2 separate regions of the Mus musculus genome follow, and region 1 is linked to region 2. The links are chromatin loops, found by intact Hi-C in ENCODE. Cell type or tissue: left cerebral cortex. All regions are shown on one strand. Links, peaks and the distances in the headings refer to the core of each region. The heading gives the core; the rest is flanking DNA. Region 1 has its middle 6.8 kb from the start of Sec16b. Region 2 has its middle 12 kb from the start of Cryzl2.

Region 1 (8,515 bases), core at 3,855-6,354, 72 kb before region 2:
TAGTTTAAACATCCAGTTCAGCTACTCCAAATGCTCCTTTTGTGGTATCCCAAAGCATCTCCAATTATCTCAAGAGTTATTATGAAACTCTTCAAACACTCACCCACCAAAATTAATTTTAATTAGCTTTAATTATTTTGTATAGACATACGGTGTAGAACAGTTAAATGGGGCACAGAAGGAAATAGATTGTGGTGGGGAAATCTCACCACTCCAAAGCATTTGGGATTCCTCAATCCCTGATTTCTCCAGCCTCAGATAGCTACAGTTACCAAGTCTTTCTACCTGGCAGCTAAATTCTTCCTGGTTTCCACACAAAATTTATTCAGCTCGACAAGGCTTTAAGAGCTCAGTCTTTGCTAAGAGGTGATTTGAATTAGTTCTGACACCCTAGACTCCAGGTGCAATGCCCCTACGTGAACCCACAAATTCCCTCGTGCCCAAACAGCTACTTTCTTTACACTATCCTTGCCCTGGTGTCCTGTCCTTGTACCTGATTCTTGTTCTGCTTCCCAATTATTCACCAAGAGAACCCTGGGGACCTTGCTAATCCGGGTGAACTTCACACAGTCCCTGGCCTCCTTTCCAAATGCCAGGCTACCCTCTAGGGTCTTGGTTCAAACAGGAGTAGCTAGACAGTATATAGGCTGACTGTGGTTTTCTCAAAATGTTTGCAAGTTGGAATCCTAAATCCTAATGTGATAGAGTCGGGAGGTGAGGCCTTTGGATGTCAATCAGTTATGTTAGTGGAGCCCTTGTAAATGGGGTTAATGCCCTTATGCAAAAGCCAAGGGAACTTTCTCCCTCTCCGCTGTCATGGAAGGATAGATCAGAAAACAGTCGCTGAAAACCTAAAAGGAGAACATCATCAGACAGCAGGTCTGTCAACAAGTTGATCCTGGGTTTCAGAGGCTCTAGAAATGTAAGAAATACATTTCTGTCACTGAAGTCACCAAGTCTGTGGAATTGGGTTGCAGCACCTTGAGCTGACTAAGATGCTACCCTGGGGTGAGTGTGTCTGACAGAAAGATGGTGGCTGCGGACAGTGGTGCTGTCTCGGGCCATCTGATGAAGCTAGCAGAAATGAACACCGACCCAGCTCCAGGGCAGGCTTGCCACAAGTCCCCCAGTCCTGTGAGCTCAGGACTGATTAGTGTTCCAGGGAACAGCCCGACAGATGACACTGTTCCCCAGTGCTAACCTTCTTCCATCACCAAAATTAAAAATTTAGAGAACACACTGAGTTCTGTGTCAACACTTTAGCGGTAGTTACCTACTTTCAGGTAATAGAATTTTATATGATTTTATATTCCTCTTTTAGCTTCTTCATAGTATCTAACTTTTCTAGGATAGATAGATAGATAGATAGATAGATAGATAGATAGATAGATAGATAGAAGATAAATATTACTTAAAATAATAAAATCAACTAACATTGCTTTTAATTGATATATCCAAATGTGTTATCATAGTGGAAACTAATTGGAGACCCAAGTTACTAAGTAGGGCAATCATAGCCCCCCCAAAGGTTCCAAGATTGATTAACTGTGATAAGTTTGCTATTGTGGGGATAATTTAAACCATTCATTTACAAAGCAAGTATTTGTGAAATACGTCCTAACCCTGTCACATGCATTTGAAGCACATAGGAAACCAGCATACGGTCCTTGAGTTAAAGAAGCTTTAAATTCAGTGAAGTATCAGACAGTGCATGCAGGGATTACTCATCACTGACTTTTCTAGAGAAAGGATGCACAGAGGAGAGAATGGAGCAGGGGAGGGGTACGTTACTCAAGGCTATTTGAGAGAAAGAGCAAGTAGGACTATATGCACATTATACAAGAAAGGACATTGTGCATAGGAGGCAAGTACTCAGGTTTTATGGCAGAACCGACATGAATTGGTACTCTGTTAGCTAGAGAACACTGGGGAGGAATCAAGGACAACCTCCAGAGATGAGACCATGCTGCATTTCTTTTTAATATACAGTAATCTTGGGAGAGGAGTCGATTTTTTAGAAAGATGATGGAGTCAGTGTGAGACATGCTAAGTGTGAGGGACCTGGGGGACACAGATAGCTACAGTCGACAAGGCATTGGCTGTGATGGTCTGGAGACCAAGAAAAAGGCCTGAGAAGAGCAATGAGCAACATAACCAAGAAAAACCGATAATGAGAAACAAGTCTGAGGGACACCAACATGTGGGACTGTGACACAGAAAAGGAGCCTGTGCAAGTGGCACAAGTGATAGACGGATACCCTGAGAACTGGGAGGAAGCAGTGCTCTGTAAACCAGAGGAGGTGACAGCTGCAAAAACAGGCACAGCCGACAATTACAAACTTCAGGGCATGGTGAGAAAGGCAACAAGTGAAAGATATTCTCTGGGTTACTGGATTGGACTATTAGGTCTGAGGGTCTTAGCATGAACCATTTCAGTGGAGCCATGTTCAAGGCAGACTTAGAAATGTGGAGGGACCCATGGCTCTAGCTGCATATGTAACAGAGGATTGTCTTATCTAGCATCAATGGGAGGGGAGGCCCTTGGTCCTGTGAAGGCTCAATGCCTCAGTGTAGGGAAATGCTAGGGCAGTGAGTCGGGAGTGGGTGAGTGGGTGGGGGAGCACCCTCACAGAAGCATCGGGAGGGTGATGGGATGGGGGGGTTTGTGGAAGGGAAAACCAGGAAAGGGGATAACATTTGAAATGTAAATAAATAAAATATCCAATTAAAAAAGAAAGAAAGAAATGGTGTAATAACAAAAGCAAGACAAAAGAGACAACAAGCAAGCAGTTCTTTCTCCGGGGCTAAATGGGTGGAACAGGGCTGGGTGTACGGCTGGCATTCAGGTTTAAAGAATCAGTTTAGAGTGAACAAGGCGACATATATGAATGTGCTGGGTCAAGTGGAGGAACCTAGACACTGAAGAGAAGCTGAAGGGAGGAATCTCAGACCAGACATGTAGAACCCAGGATAGGGGACCCCACGTCTGAACCTCACTAAGGGAAGAGATACATTCCTCTGAGAGAGGAATAAAGAAGGCAAAGACCACACGTGAGTTTATACACATGGGACCCAAGAAGGAAAACTTCCCGAAGCCGATTGACTAGTTCTACTAATTGCCTCTCGAATAAGCATCTGGGAAGGGACTTGAGAGACACCAGAAAGTTTAAAATGGCCAGGGTGGAAAACATAACGGGGGGGGGGGGTGTGCTACAACTAGGAACACATCTTCAAATAGAAAGCGGACTGGAAATATCCCAATATTAGACGGAGGCTCTAGCTTTAGCCTCCATAAGGGCATGGGCTCTCTGTGCTTATTCCATACCCTGTGCCTGGCATGTAGTACCAGCTCAGTTATGTTTTCTTTATAAACATCTCAAATGCAGAGCAGCGATAGCTTCACCATGATTCCATCCAACCGTTTGCACAACAAATATAGGATTACACTTTTAGACAGAAACTCGAAAACAGTAAAAGAATGTTGAGGCTGTGACTGAAGGAATTTGGCCAAAGAGTGAGTAGATGGTGTCTCATAGGCACAAAGGAGCAAAGATGGGCCCACATTATGTATAAGTCTTGTTAAATAGCATTTGAAATGTAAATAAAGAAAATATCTAATAAAAAATTGTTTAAAAAAAAGTCTTGTTAAGCCAGGGTCACTAGCTATAACTGAAAGACACATTCCAAAAAAGAGTGAAAGAAAAACATTAAATTTCAATAATTTTTAAAACTCAGTCCAGGTGGGGGAGACTGGATAGTTTCCTTACGTGTTTTTTTATTTCCCCAGCAGTATCTGGGGTACTGTGTCTCTTTCTAGTGACACTAAGAATTAATCAAAGAGTGCAGGGCCCCTAAAGCCAATCTTACAGGTCAGCTATCTTTATAGCCTTAACCAGTTATTGATCAACAAAGTCCTCAGCCTTCCTTTGGATGAAGCTGGGTAACAGGAAAGACACAGAAGTATGCTCTGGCCAAGAGTTCCAATTATAGAGATGTGGGGTGCCAGAAAAAAAGGGGTGCCTGTGCCAAAGTCAATTAGCCTGGCACAGATAATCTAAGTCACCAGTACCGGCCCTGGGACTTCCTGAAGGCTTAGAAATAGAAGTTGGCACAATCTATAGGCCACTAGACCATAGTGCCCTATAGATAATCTTGACAATGGATTCCTTTTGTTGCCATTTGTCTGGCCTCCCACAGACCTGTTCTTCCTGCATCCTGAACTGCAACCGATAACTAAAGAGACACCCCATCATTCAAGAAGGACTCCAAGCTTCCTTGGCAGCCCTGGGCTGGCAGAGGGGTCCTACTTCTCAGCCACTCGGCCTCCCATTTAACTGGTACTCTCAGAGTCAGGATGAGTGCACCCATAGAGGGTTGTGTCTGTGACTTTAGGCCCCATGTCAAGTGCCAAGGGGCAAAGAAGACTCACACAGCAGCTACGGGAAATAAAAGTCTTTAGCGTTCTCAGGGTATTCTCTCTGCTGCAGATCAATGGCTGTCAACGCCTCAGAAGAGAAGCACACCTCAGTCCTGGAATAACTGTCTGAACAGGAGACCCTGTTCTACCATCTGTTCACTATATAAACCTGTTAGTAACATCCATATCATAACATTTCTTCATCTGCAGAGATGATCACAGAACCCTACCTTACAGAATTATGATGAAGATAAAAAAAATCATATCTAAAACTTACAAATAATTTAAATATAGTAAATGCTCCATAGGTGTTAATAATTGCTACTTCTCTAGATGTACGAGAAAATGCACCCACAAAGTATTCTACACACATCACCAGGAAGAGACTTGAATATTTATTACTGCTGTGAAATCAACAAATCCTCCTTGACACTCAATGCAGTGCCTGCATTGACCCAGGACTTAGAGGAAATGGAGAAACAGTATCACTTGACTACACAGGGGAAAACGCCAATGGATTAAGGTGAGAACATCAGCATTCACAACTTTAAGAAGTGTGGTCCAGTGCTTCCCGCACAGGAGGCTGGTTGCTCCAGGAACAGGGCAGGATGCCACAGGATGATCATGAAGCATGATTTTCTTTCTTTTATAAGCTATTTTCAATAGAATTTTAATTTAACATCAGCACAAACATTCTGAAGGGAAGTTCAAATTTGCAGTCATTTTTTTTTTTTTGAAGACAAGCATGAGATGTCAAAAAAATTTTCCACATTGGCTATGAGACAGATAAACAGACACATATTCTGCACCCCCACACTGAGTCATTCCTCGCCACGCAGTGGGGAAGTCTGAGAGACATATTCTGAACAAGAGCAGACATTCAAGCACTCAGAGCCAATGAGCTGGAAAGAGCCTCTGGAAGGATTCCAGGCCTGCAGGTGAAGCCATGACCGTGCCAGGAAAGCTCAAGCCAAGGCCCCTGCTGATATACAGTTCTTTCATTTACAGACCTAAAGCTTTCTGAGCTCTCTACTGCTGGATAAAATTCTGTATTATATAAGACCCGGAGCACCCAGCCACTGCACTGCACCAACTCACTAACCATGTTTGGAGAGTCTGAAAGTTTTGGTTTTCCTGGAACACGTGGTATTTCTTCTCTGAGGAAAGGAGGTCCTCAGGGACCTCATAGTAGTATACACCAATATTCTAAAGCTCAGATGTCCTTCCTAAGGGATAACACACACACACATGCACACATGCATGCGTGCGCCTTAGAATCCCATCTCAGTCGTTTTAAGACAGGGGATACCCACCATGCAGCTCAGCAGCCTTTCCTTCTCCAAATCACACAGCCCCAGCCTTATTCATCAAATTTCCCATCTTTAAATCTTTGTGGAGAGTATCAAAGTTCCAAAGAAAACTGAAAATTGATGCGACTGGAGCAGGATGTCAAGCCACTTGAAGAGGACTAGAACTTAGTTGCTAGCACCCACGTTGAGCACTCACATTCATCTCCAACTCCAGGACATCCAGCCTACTCTTCTGGCCTCCAGGGGCCCCTGCACACAAGGGTAGGTGCAAGCACACACACACACACTCACACATACACTCACACACACACATGTTTGTATGCACATAAATTAAAATAAATCTTTCAAAAAAAGGGAATTGAAACTAAGCTTTAATTTTTTTTCCTCAGTTATTTCTCAGCCATGCACATTTGAGAGGGCGAAAAAAAATCACTCAGTTGTTATAATGTTCCAGATCCTTCATCTTGAATATGAAATCCTTAAAGGGCTGTTATGTGACTGAAATGAAATACCACACGGATAAGTACCTGTTAAGTATGAAGGTGAGTTTGGAATAAATGTTTGCCTTTCATCCAGGTTATTTTATATTCTATAAAGGTGTGACAAGCTAAGCCACATACACACAGGTGATACTTGGTCGGGCATCACAGTGGAGAGCTCTTCGAACTTGAAATTAGATTTGCATTCCAGCACTTCTGGGGATTAGCTGTGAGACAAGTAACTTAACATCCCAGGCAAAGGAGCCTTCTTAAAGGATACTGTATCTTGTTCCAGATACCCTTGTAAGACCGTGGTAGGATAAGTGAGAGAAAGCACTGTTTGAGGTTTAACTAAAAATTTAAAAAACAAATATAAGGTCTAACAGGTGTGGTCTAGCTGTTGGCCACAGGCCACATGAGTCTGAGAGTGGTAACTAACATAGTCCAAGACATTTGTAGATCCCCGGTGTGTAGCAACTGTTAAAAAGTTAAACTCCCCTTGCTAGAAGCACTTAGGAAAGTAACTGTAGTAAGTGTTCAGCACAAGTTGTTACTAAAAGAGTACAGATGCCAACAATTGGGAGATGAGACCTCATGACATTAAAAAGCTTCTGCACAGAGCCGGTGAGACATGGCCAAGTGGGCCAGGGTACAAACCATAAAGCATAAAGAGCTGAATTCAGTCCCCAGACCCACAGGGCAGAAGTAAGGAACCGACTCCCACAAGTTGTCCTCTGACCACTGCACAATCACTGTGGTACATACATACACACACATACATACACACACACACACACACACACACACACACACACACATATACATACATACATACATACATACATACATACATACATACATACATACACTAAAGTGATTTTTAAATTTTTAAAACTTTTATACAGCAAAAGAAGCTATGAAGTAAAGAGGCACCCTCACAAAATGGAATGAAGTCCTTGCCTGCTGTACATCCAACAGAGAACTGATATACAGAATAAGAACTCTTAAAAAAAAAAAGTAAACAAACAAAAACAATAATTGAAGAATGTACCATAGTTGTAAACAGATCTTTTTTAAAAGAAATACAAATGGCTAGCAAGACTTTAAAAGATGTTCAACAGGGAGCTGATGAGATGGCTCAGTGGTTAAGAGTGCCGACTGCTCTTCCAAAGGTCCTGAGTTCAAATCCCAGCAACCACATGGTGGCTCACAACCATCCTTAACAAAAAAATCTGATGCCCTCTTCTGGAGTGTCTGAAGGCAGCTACAGTGTACTTACATATAATAAATAAATAAATAAATAAAAAGATGTTCAACATCATTAGCAACAGTTGGTTGAAAGATCCATGAAATTCCATCTGACCCCAGTGACAATGACTGTCATCATGAAATCGAAAGGACAGCAAGTGCTGGAAAGAATGGAGAAACAGGAAAGCTCACTCACAGTTAGTGGGAGTGTGAACAAGCACAGCTACTATGCAAGTCAGTCTGGAGGGTCCTCAAAAAGCTAGAGATAGAACTCCATGAGCCACCACACCTCTCATAGACATCTACTCAAAGGACTGCATATCCTACTCCAGAAACACTCAGTCAAATACAGTTGTTGCTTGTCTATTCACAACAGTCAGGAAAGAAAAGCAGCCTAGATATCTGTCAATAGATGAGCAGAGAATGAAAAGATGACACATTTACAAATGAAAAGATGACACATTTACACAGAGGAACTTTCATAGCTGTAAATAAAAATGAAATTGCAAGTTAATGGTTGGTGCTGGAGGGAGGTGACCCAGGACCCAGGAAAACAAACTTTACATGTTCTCTCTTGTATGTGGATCCTAATCTTAGGATATGTGTGTTTTCCTTGTAGAGGCCAGGAAACTGGAAAAGGGCCATTGGGTCAAGGGTTACCTCAAGGGATAGCAGAAAATAGGTAATATGAAAACAAAGAGGGAGGCTAATGGGAGGAGTTGCTGAAATAGAAATGGAGAAGGAAGAATAAAGGGAAGAAGGGGAGGGGCTAACCAAACTGAAGAGTGTATTAAAAAGCCCTTTGGAAATCTACTCTCTGTAGACCATTTTTAATATATAGTTTTAAAAGACAGTCAGAAAGGAGCCTGCGAGCTGGATACTGCACCTAATAGCTATAGTTATTTAACCAAACCCAACGATAGGTGTTACGTCCTTCTGAGCAAAACACTACAAGTGCTTGCCGTTCCTTTCGGTTGCCCCCGTCAGAACTAATTGAAAAGATCCTACCACTGAAGACATCGCACGTCTTGGTCCACAGGTGTAAAGATTTGAGCTGGAAC
Region 2 (8,515 bases), core at 3,550-6,049:
TATGACAGAGGGGTACAACGGGTTGTCGGACCACAAAGGAAGGCTAGCCCGCCCCTGCCATTGGCAATTATTTTAGAAAAGCCTCATAGATGTTTTTAAAAACAGTCTTAGGCAACCAGACGGCACAGCCAGCGTTGTCCTTAGTAAAGGATGGCGCACAGGAGAATACTTCACGTTCCAGGTGGTCAAATTCTGGTTTGAGCCAAGGAACAGTGAAAAATGGGGTTGAGACAGAAAGACCGGAAGCTTTAGAGTCAAGCAGTTAAGAGCTCCGGCTCCCTCACTTTCCGGCCCTACATTCTCAACCAAAGGACTTCTCCCTGGATCTCAGTTTCCCCGTTTATAAAATGACTGGGATCACAGATACCAGGTACGCCAAATGCCTGACACAGCATATGCTTCCTAAATCCATGCTGATTGCTCTTTATCACCGTTTATCTACAAAAGTCTTCATGGCCTGTAGTACACCCACCTTTTCTTTCAAATCAATGGAAACATAAATATTTTATGGATGAATTGATTCGCTTAACACGTATTTATTAAACACCACATGTGCCAGACAGACGCTAGATTCTGGGAATGCAACAGCGAGCAAAACAGACAAAACTCTGCCCTGGTGGGACTTAGAGTTCCTAAAGAGAGAAGAGAGGGTGGCTCACGCGCGTCTGGGAGAGAACTGCCCACTTCGTGGCCTCCGGAGGCTCTTCAATTCCCTGATTTAAAAAAAAAAAAAAAAAGTTAATAAACCGGGAAAACAAAGTTCCCAGGAGGTCTAGATGTTAATCCCACTTCCTAACAACAACGGGGAGCCTCCTGTCCTCCCCCTTAATCGCTACTTGCTTATCAAGCCCCAGCATCCTGTTGTGACCCAGGGGAACGGGTGAGTTGTGTTGTTTGGCAGGAAGAAATGTCAAGGAGGGCTAAAGCGGTCCTTGGGCTCCGGTGCCTGAAGTGGTGACTGGAGGAAATGGAAAATTGCACACACAAAAAGACCATCCAGACTGCGCGATTTGCCTATCTCGGCTGCCGAGCGATAAGCAAGCTCCCGGGCCTCAGGAGGGTGCAGAGGGGCTGCTATTTCAGCAGCAGGACAATCATACTTCACAGGTGTGATTAGCTTTAAGAAAGACCTCACCACAGGAATCTCACTTAATCCTCAGATTCTGTGGGGTAGGAATTAACCCCATTAATCCCACCTTGCCCTCAGATGTTAACTCCTCCCTCTCCGAGGCCTCCTTCCATGTGGCTCGTGACTACGTATGTAATTAAGTCATACATGAAGTGGGGGTTTCATTTTTACTTCATTCCTTACCCCTCCCTGCGAATCACAGCCAGCTCCTCACAGCCGACTCCACTAAGCTTCCCTTCCTTCACTGTCTCAACTGTGCACCAACGCCCAGAGCAGTAAGACTGTTCGAGCTGTCCCCAGTGACCTGTTTGCCGGGTCTCACAGGCTCTTGTCAGTCTCTAACATGGCTGGCTCATTGCAGCTTCTGAAGCCAGCCCTCTGCTCATTCTCCTCCTGGTCCCGTCGTTGTTTTCTGAGTCTCCTCTACTACCCAGTGCTTTCAGACACTGCACACCTGTCTGTTTCTCCCTTTCCCTCGGGGAATTCTTTTTCCTATTACAGCTTCTGATTCAGAGCCCTGCTTCCTACCTTGGTCTCACCACCTGTGACTTCTCACTCTCCTCAGCCTTAAATACACACTCCATTCCTGGCCCCAGCTTTCACATGACCACCATTTAGAGTTTTTTTTTTTGTTGTTGTTGTTTTTTGTTTTTTGTTTTTGTTTTTTTTTTTTTAAAAAAAGCACTTAGCATCTGGTTTTGTTTTTTGGTTTTTGTTTGTGTGTTTGTTTTTTTGGTTTTTGAGACTGGGTTTCTCTTGGCTGTCCTGGAACTCACTCTGTAGACCAGGCTAGCCTCGAACTCAGAAATCTGCTTGCCTCTGCCTCCCAAGTGCTGGGATTAAAGGCGTTCGCCACCATTGTCCAGCTTAGCATCTGGTTTTATGACATTCTAAGATCTCTTCACCCTGAATAAAGCATGAAGAACTTCAGGATAGACATGCAGACTTCTCAGGTTCTGCCTTCTGAGTGCCTGACTCAGTGCCTGGGACCTGGCAGACGCTAAACTTAGAGGTGTTTGGCAAGTTCTCCAGAGTCAAGCAATTGGAGGGTGCAGCTAATTTGGTTTTCTCTGACTCTCAGCCTCAGCCCGGGAACACAGCAAGGTTACAAGAACTTTATTCTTAACACTTAGTCAATCAAGGGGCAAGATGTCGGGGAGGATTTCCTTTTCCACAAACACTGCTCATTTACCAGGTGTGGAAGGGTTAGTGTTTGTGTAATCTTCCTTTCAGGCTCCCCAGGATAAGAGAGGAAAGGGGAAAAAAAAAAGGAAATTAAGAAAAGAAAGACCCACCTCCCGTCTGTCTCTTCCTCCCAGTGGACAGCACTGCTCTCACTTCCTTTTGAGCCAGGAGGCAGGAAGCCTAGCTTAGCTCCTGAACCTCCCCGTTAGCCTTAGGTTTCCTTACAGATGACTGTGCTAGGGAATGATCTAATAGGACAATTCACAGGACTAGCCATGGAGATAGACTGTCTACTACCATCGTGAAGCAACATTCCTGGAAATGCCCCCCCCCCAACATCTCTCCCCACCCCCCAAGAAAGGAAACTTCGATTTCCCTGGGATAAACAAGCTTTCTAGAGAGAGAGGCTCTGTCACAGACAATTTGTGAACTCGCCAATTACAAGCTCAAGTTCCACCCAAATACACACAATCAAAGGCTTTTACCAAGGCCATCATTATATGTGCATGGGCTTCCTGCTGTCTGGGGAACGTTTTTTAACACTGCAGTGGTGCAGGGGAAAAAATGTCATCAAAGCATCGAGGTAGAGATGGTTTGCCTAGAGTGGCAGGGTCTTTTTTTCCACCTGATGGCTTACTTCACCTTGTCCTTTTAATGCCACAGCCTGGGAGGGAGCGAAGGAAACCAAGAGGAAAAGAGTGGGCTGGGTTGTGCATGTAATTTGTCTCACCATTTTAGACGGCTCTTTTAATGAGCTTTCTCATTAAGGGCTCTGTGAGTTTATGCTTAAAGTTTTCCGGAAAAGCCGATTAGCCAGCTGAAATCAGATGGCACCTTCCCAGCCGTGGCTTCTTTTCCAGGTACTGAAAGAGAGACTATGTAAGAAGAGAGACCTGACCTAGCAAATATGAAAGCAAATGATGTAACGTTAGGCAATCCCTACGAAAATACTAGTGGTCATCAATTATTAGATTATCGGAGGCATCGGTGATAGCTTTGCTCTGTTCAACTTGTTCCTGAGAACAGAGAGGATAATTGTCTTGTGCTATCCTAGCCCTGAGCTCGGATTTCCTGTAGAGCGCATATTATATTGCATCAAAGATAAAGTGCCCTCTGGGCTTTGACCCCTGAAAGTTGGGCACTCAGTCTTACCTAGTCCTCCTTCTTATTTCCAGGCCCCAGTGCAGCACTCAGATCCAGTATTAAATCCAAATCCACTAAATAAGGTTCACCATTGCACTGACCCAATGAGGGGCCACCAGGACAGGAAAAAGTGCATCAATGATTTAAGTGAGTACCAGGCTGCACACCAGAGAACTTGATCAAGTGGCAGGACTCCACAAACATTTTAATGTGCTGACAGCCCCTAAGTAGGGCAACAGCCTTCAGTTAAAACTGTCCAGAGGGAGAGATGTATTGAGATCCAGGGAGACAATTGCTTTGTTGCTATGAGCATCCTCTGTTGGGTTTCTGAGTATGAATGGGTCCTTTTCATAACGGAGAGCTGGATGTGGCTTTTGCTTTGTTTGCCTTGCCAGTGAGTTTACTTAACAGAATCCAAGCACAGATGCACGAAAGTGAATCCTAGCTGTTGCCTATGCTTGAGCCGATTGTCCAGGATACCCACGCTTCTGCTTGGATGGTACAAATAATGCCCTACTCCCAGTGCCTCTAGAGACTTCGGGATATGATATATTTGCACAGCTTAACACAGTGTTGGCCATAAGGATATGTATCATGAGGCATAAAACAAGAAGGGGGGCTGGAGCTACCCGTCATTACTGATTCACTGGACTGTGTAGAAACACCAAGAGGGGGTGATACAATCCTTCCCAAAATGTTTGCTGAATGACCCAGCCCCTGACCCCCACCCCTTTACAAGTCTGGTGAAGAATAAATAGTCTAGTGTCCATGCCAGGGATGCTTGCTCTGTCTCTCTGTCTCTGTCTCTCCATCTCTCCCTCCTCTCTCCGTCTACACACACACACACACACACACACACACACACACACAGAGTCAGTGAGCAGTGAATGGTCCATGCCCAGCGACATCAAAATGAGCTTGGATGTTCTCACATCGAGTGCGTAGGCCCTTTGCGGTGCAATCAAGGACAGCAGCAGCAGATCCCTGAAGGTGCTGATGAAGAAAAGAGTTGGTCTTCCAACTGGTATGGCACCCTATGGGTTGGCATGTATAGTTTAGGCAAACCCCCCAGATGGTTCTGCTTCCTGCTCAAGTTCAAGGACTTCTGGCCTGGCAGAGCCTCCGGTCACTAGAGGGCAGCCTGAAGCAGCCTTTTCGAGCGCTTCTCCCTTGCCAACTGCCAAAGCTGTGGTGCCCATGTTGTTCTGGCCAGTAGCTTGCCAGCCCACCCAGGAACCGGTTTCCTTCCAGAAACTTGTCTCGTTGCCACAGCACTGAATATATCCTGCATGCATTTCACAGTGGCACTATCAGAAATCCGATTCCCAGAGAAAAATGAGTCCTTAAAGATGTACAGATTGTGCATTCTCAAACATTAGATATTGGAAGAATCGAAGGCATTCTTCCTACTCCCAAAAAGTTCAAAGATAAGGCAAAACTATAAAGATATCTTTTTTAAAAGATTATAATGAGTTAGCAGTTTTCAAGTTAATAGAATAGAGTGGTAAGTTAGACATAGATGCTTGCCTATATTCATCAAGGAGCCCCAGGCCCAAGGGGGCTGAATGGCATCATTGCAGACTAAGATGTTTGTAAATTATTGTGGGGAGGGTAGGATGAAAGGGGACCTTGGAATAAAGTGAGACCCAGAGTCTAACTCAAGGCCTTCTCCTGGTGCCTCAGCGGGTACTTTAAATATCATCAGCCATCAATTTTCATATTGGCACAGTGTTGTGGATTCAATACAAGCTTGCAGAGCACTACTGGGTGCCAAGCTCTGGGAATACAATGGTAGGTAGACAAGACAGAGACCTTCATACCGCCCTCAGCCATTTACAGTCCAGTGTGGGAAATGAATGAGCAGTTCTGAATCAACGTACTGGGTGGCAGGTAAGGTAGGGTCTGTGAGTGTCCGTAGGAGAGAAGCCTAACTCAGGGTCCAGGTGAAGAAAGAAGGAAGGCTTCCTGGAGGTAGAGCCCTCCAGTGGGATCATCGAATACAGGAGTTAGAAGCAAAGAAAGGTCAGGGAAGAGAGGAAGCAAGGCCTATTTAAGGAACTGAAAGAAGAGCCTGTAAGTGGGTAAGAGGGAGCCCAAGAGGCAGAGCCCAGCATTTAAGAAGCCTGTTCTAGGGCTGGTGAGATGGCTCAGTGGGTTAGAGCACCCGACTGCTCTTCCGAAGGTCCAGAGTTCAAATCCCAGCAACCACATGGTGGCTCACAACCATCTGTAACAAGATCTGACCCCCTCTTCTGAGTGTCTGAAGACAGCTACAATGTACTTACATATAATAAATAAATAAATAAATAAATAAATAAATCTTTTAAAAAAAAAAAAAAAAAGAAGAAGCCTGTTCTAGTGGGGATATTCGGTAATAACCCTTAGGGCACTTGGGAATCGCTAAAGGGTCAGGAGTAGTGGTGGGAGTCAGGTCCCCACATTTGGGAGCGCCTGCTGATGCAGGGTCAACGCTACCTCGGAACACTAGCAAACAAGTCTGCAGGACTCCGCCTTGCCCTTTAACTGGACCTTTCCGGTTTCCTTCCTCCGTCCATATTCATCAGTTTTCCCTGAAACTCTTTCAAAACAGAGCTCTATTTTAAGGTCATCTTCACTGGGAAGGAAGCAAGAAGAACCTAGCATGTGACTGTCATGCTTGCTGGACTTACTTGCCTGCCCTCAAGTCCCAGCGTTCCTTGCAGCAGGTGATCTCTAAGGAAGGACAGGGACAGAGGGAGGCAGGGGGATACCAAGTCCCAAACCTGTTTTCTTCTAGGTTAGACAGATTCACACTTGTCTTATGAAGGCAAGACAGAGAGGAAAACGCAGAATCTTTTGGGTCCCTGCCCAGAACATATGCAAAATGTACAGAGAGGCCTTGTCTCCCCCGGGGGGGGGGGGGTAGCTGATGCTCAGGTCTTTCCTTTGGCCCATGTGTCCAAATGTAAAACCCCTAATCCAGCCTCCAGTCCTGAGCTACAGGTTGCTCAGAAGCAGGTGATAACAGTAAACTTTAATGACCAGCAGGCTCGCCGGGAAGCACAGCCGTTTAAGCCTTATTTAATTAAAGTCTAATTCTATGCTTGTTTGCCTAAAGACTGATATAAAAAAGCTCCCACTGCCAGCAGGTTTAATGGACTCCACCCCACGTCTATCCCACGGTAGCCTATACTCTATTCTCGTTTCCTAAAACGGAGAATAAGCCTTCAGATAACACCCGTTCCTCCACTCTGGCCCCTGGGACGGGAGGCTCACACCCAGTTTTCTTTCCATCAGAGCAAGGAAGAGTCTGTGTTGTGTGCAGGGCCTGGAGCCTCTGGTCACAAAAATAAACCACTGGAGCGCACGGACTTTCCTTTCCTGACAGTGAGCTTAGTCAGGAAGAGGCACTTGCACAAGATATTTTCCCCATGTTTTTCAAAAGGCATTCAAGGGAGAAACAAAGGGGTGGAAAGAAGGCTTCTTAGCCCATCCTCTTTATTCCCCAAAACAGGCTCCAGGGAAGCCATCCCTACCCCTATCCTTATAGCTCCCTCTTCGGTGTGCACCCACCCCTTCCCACCCCAACATCCTTCCAGATTCCTTTTGCACACTGCTCCACTGAGACTTAAACGAACCACCGTCTCTCTGATTGTTGGGCTCATAACTGAAACTTCCCACACAGCAATATGAAGAGACGTATGATTCAAGCCTCTCCGTTCCAGAAATATTATTAGTCTCGAAAAAAAAAAAAAAAAAAAAAAAAAACAACAGGGGCCTGCTCTATGTCTGTCACCTGAAATAAACTCCCAGTTTCTTCCTCTGCTTCCCAGATGCTCGATTCTAAAGATTATTCAAGCTTCTTTTACCACCCCCAGGTTCCCTACCCCAACAGTTCTAGAGAGAGGGAGGAGGAAGGTGAAGCCCTCAGACGTTGGCCCCAGGAAGGCGGGGCGGGGCTGGACGGGACAGGGGGATGAGGGTGGGGGATAGTGTTGGGATGGGGGAGATGTGGTCACAGGGAGCGAAAATGCGCTGGCTTAACCTCTGAGACTCCCTAGAGACTCCAGTTTGTGTCTCTTTGCGGAGCTCAGAACAGCCTGTATGTTCTCGTCTCCCTGTTGTGTGCCAGGCGCTTCCCCAGTGAGATATCTCCAGTAGAAGCTTTTCCTGTGAGGGGTGGGGAGCTTTTGTTCTCTTCGAAATCTGGTGCAGCTAATTAAAAGCATTGTCCTGGGAGGCGGGAAGTGGAGGGCTTCCAGGGACCCGTGTTTTTTACCGGGGAAGAGTGGCTGCTGTGTGCTATTGAGATGTTCTTGATCTCTTGGCCCTGCTGGGCCAGCCACTTCAGGGGGAGATTTTGATAAAGCCCAGTAAAGTAAAAATAGACTCGTGTAGCAACGGCTCTCCTTTTCTTCCTTTAGCATGTGTTCTGAGAGGTGCTGGGTTGCAATTACAAACCATTTCAGAGAAAGGCCCTCCAATAGTTGGGCTTTTGACTCCTATTGACCCGGAGCATTTTGGAGGTCATGGGACCAGCTGCTTTATTCTGTTTCACCCATTTCCTGACCAATTGCATGCAGGCATGTTGCTGAAGTAAAATTTCTAGCAACGTTTAGCTATTGGTTGACAGTGTAGAAGTAGTTACACCGCTCTTGGTTATTGATTTTAAAGACATACGTGGTTGGAGCTGTAGAAATGGCTCAGCAGCAAGCTCATAACCATCTGTAACTCAAATTCCAGGAGGTCAGCCTCTCTCTTCTGACCTCCAAAGGCACCAGCAATACATGTGGTACACAGACATCCGTGCAGGCAAATACTCATACACGTGAACTAAAATAACAATAAAAATAAATAAATTAGAGCCGGGCAGTGGTGGTGCACGCCTTTAATCCCAGCACTTGGGAGGCAGAGGCAGGTGGATTTCTGAGTTCGAGGCCAGCCTGGTCTACAGAGTGAGTTCCAGGACAGCCAGGGCTATACAGAGAAACCCTGTCTTGAAAAACAAAACAAAAACAAAAATAAATAAATAAATAAATCAGGAATGTGGTATTATAGAATACAGCATTATACAAGTCT

The links. Peaks named below come from ENCODE experiments on the same cell type or tissue, not always from the same donor. Only the 100,000 strongest peaks of a DNase experiment are listed, where the experiment ranks them.
Region 1: it touches region 2 in a loop (3-fold over the local background); 2 of 42 quality-filtered maps call a loop at or near these places.

Annotation. Positions count from the first base shown.
Region 1 is chr1:157,515,138-157,523,652 of GRCm38, reverse strand. It overlaps a transcript of Sec16b not described here. Among named protein-coding and RNA genes, the nearest start is that of Sec16b, 6.8 kb to the left of the region's middle. In left cerebral cortex, for the core only: no CTCF peak of the experiment used is centred there; DNase peaks (open chromatin) are centred at 4,053, 4,311 and 5,295; H3K27ac peaks cover 2,296 bases.
Region 2 is chr1:157,442,612-157,451,126 of GRCm38, reverse strand. No RefSeq gene overlaps it. Among named protein-coding and RNA genes, the nearest start is that of Cryzl2, 12 kb to the left of the region's middle. In left cerebral cortex, for the core only: a CTCF peak has its summit at 4,585 (motif pointing right); DNase peaks (open chromatin) are centred at 3,836, 4,606 and 5,542; H3K27ac peaks cover 1,728 bases.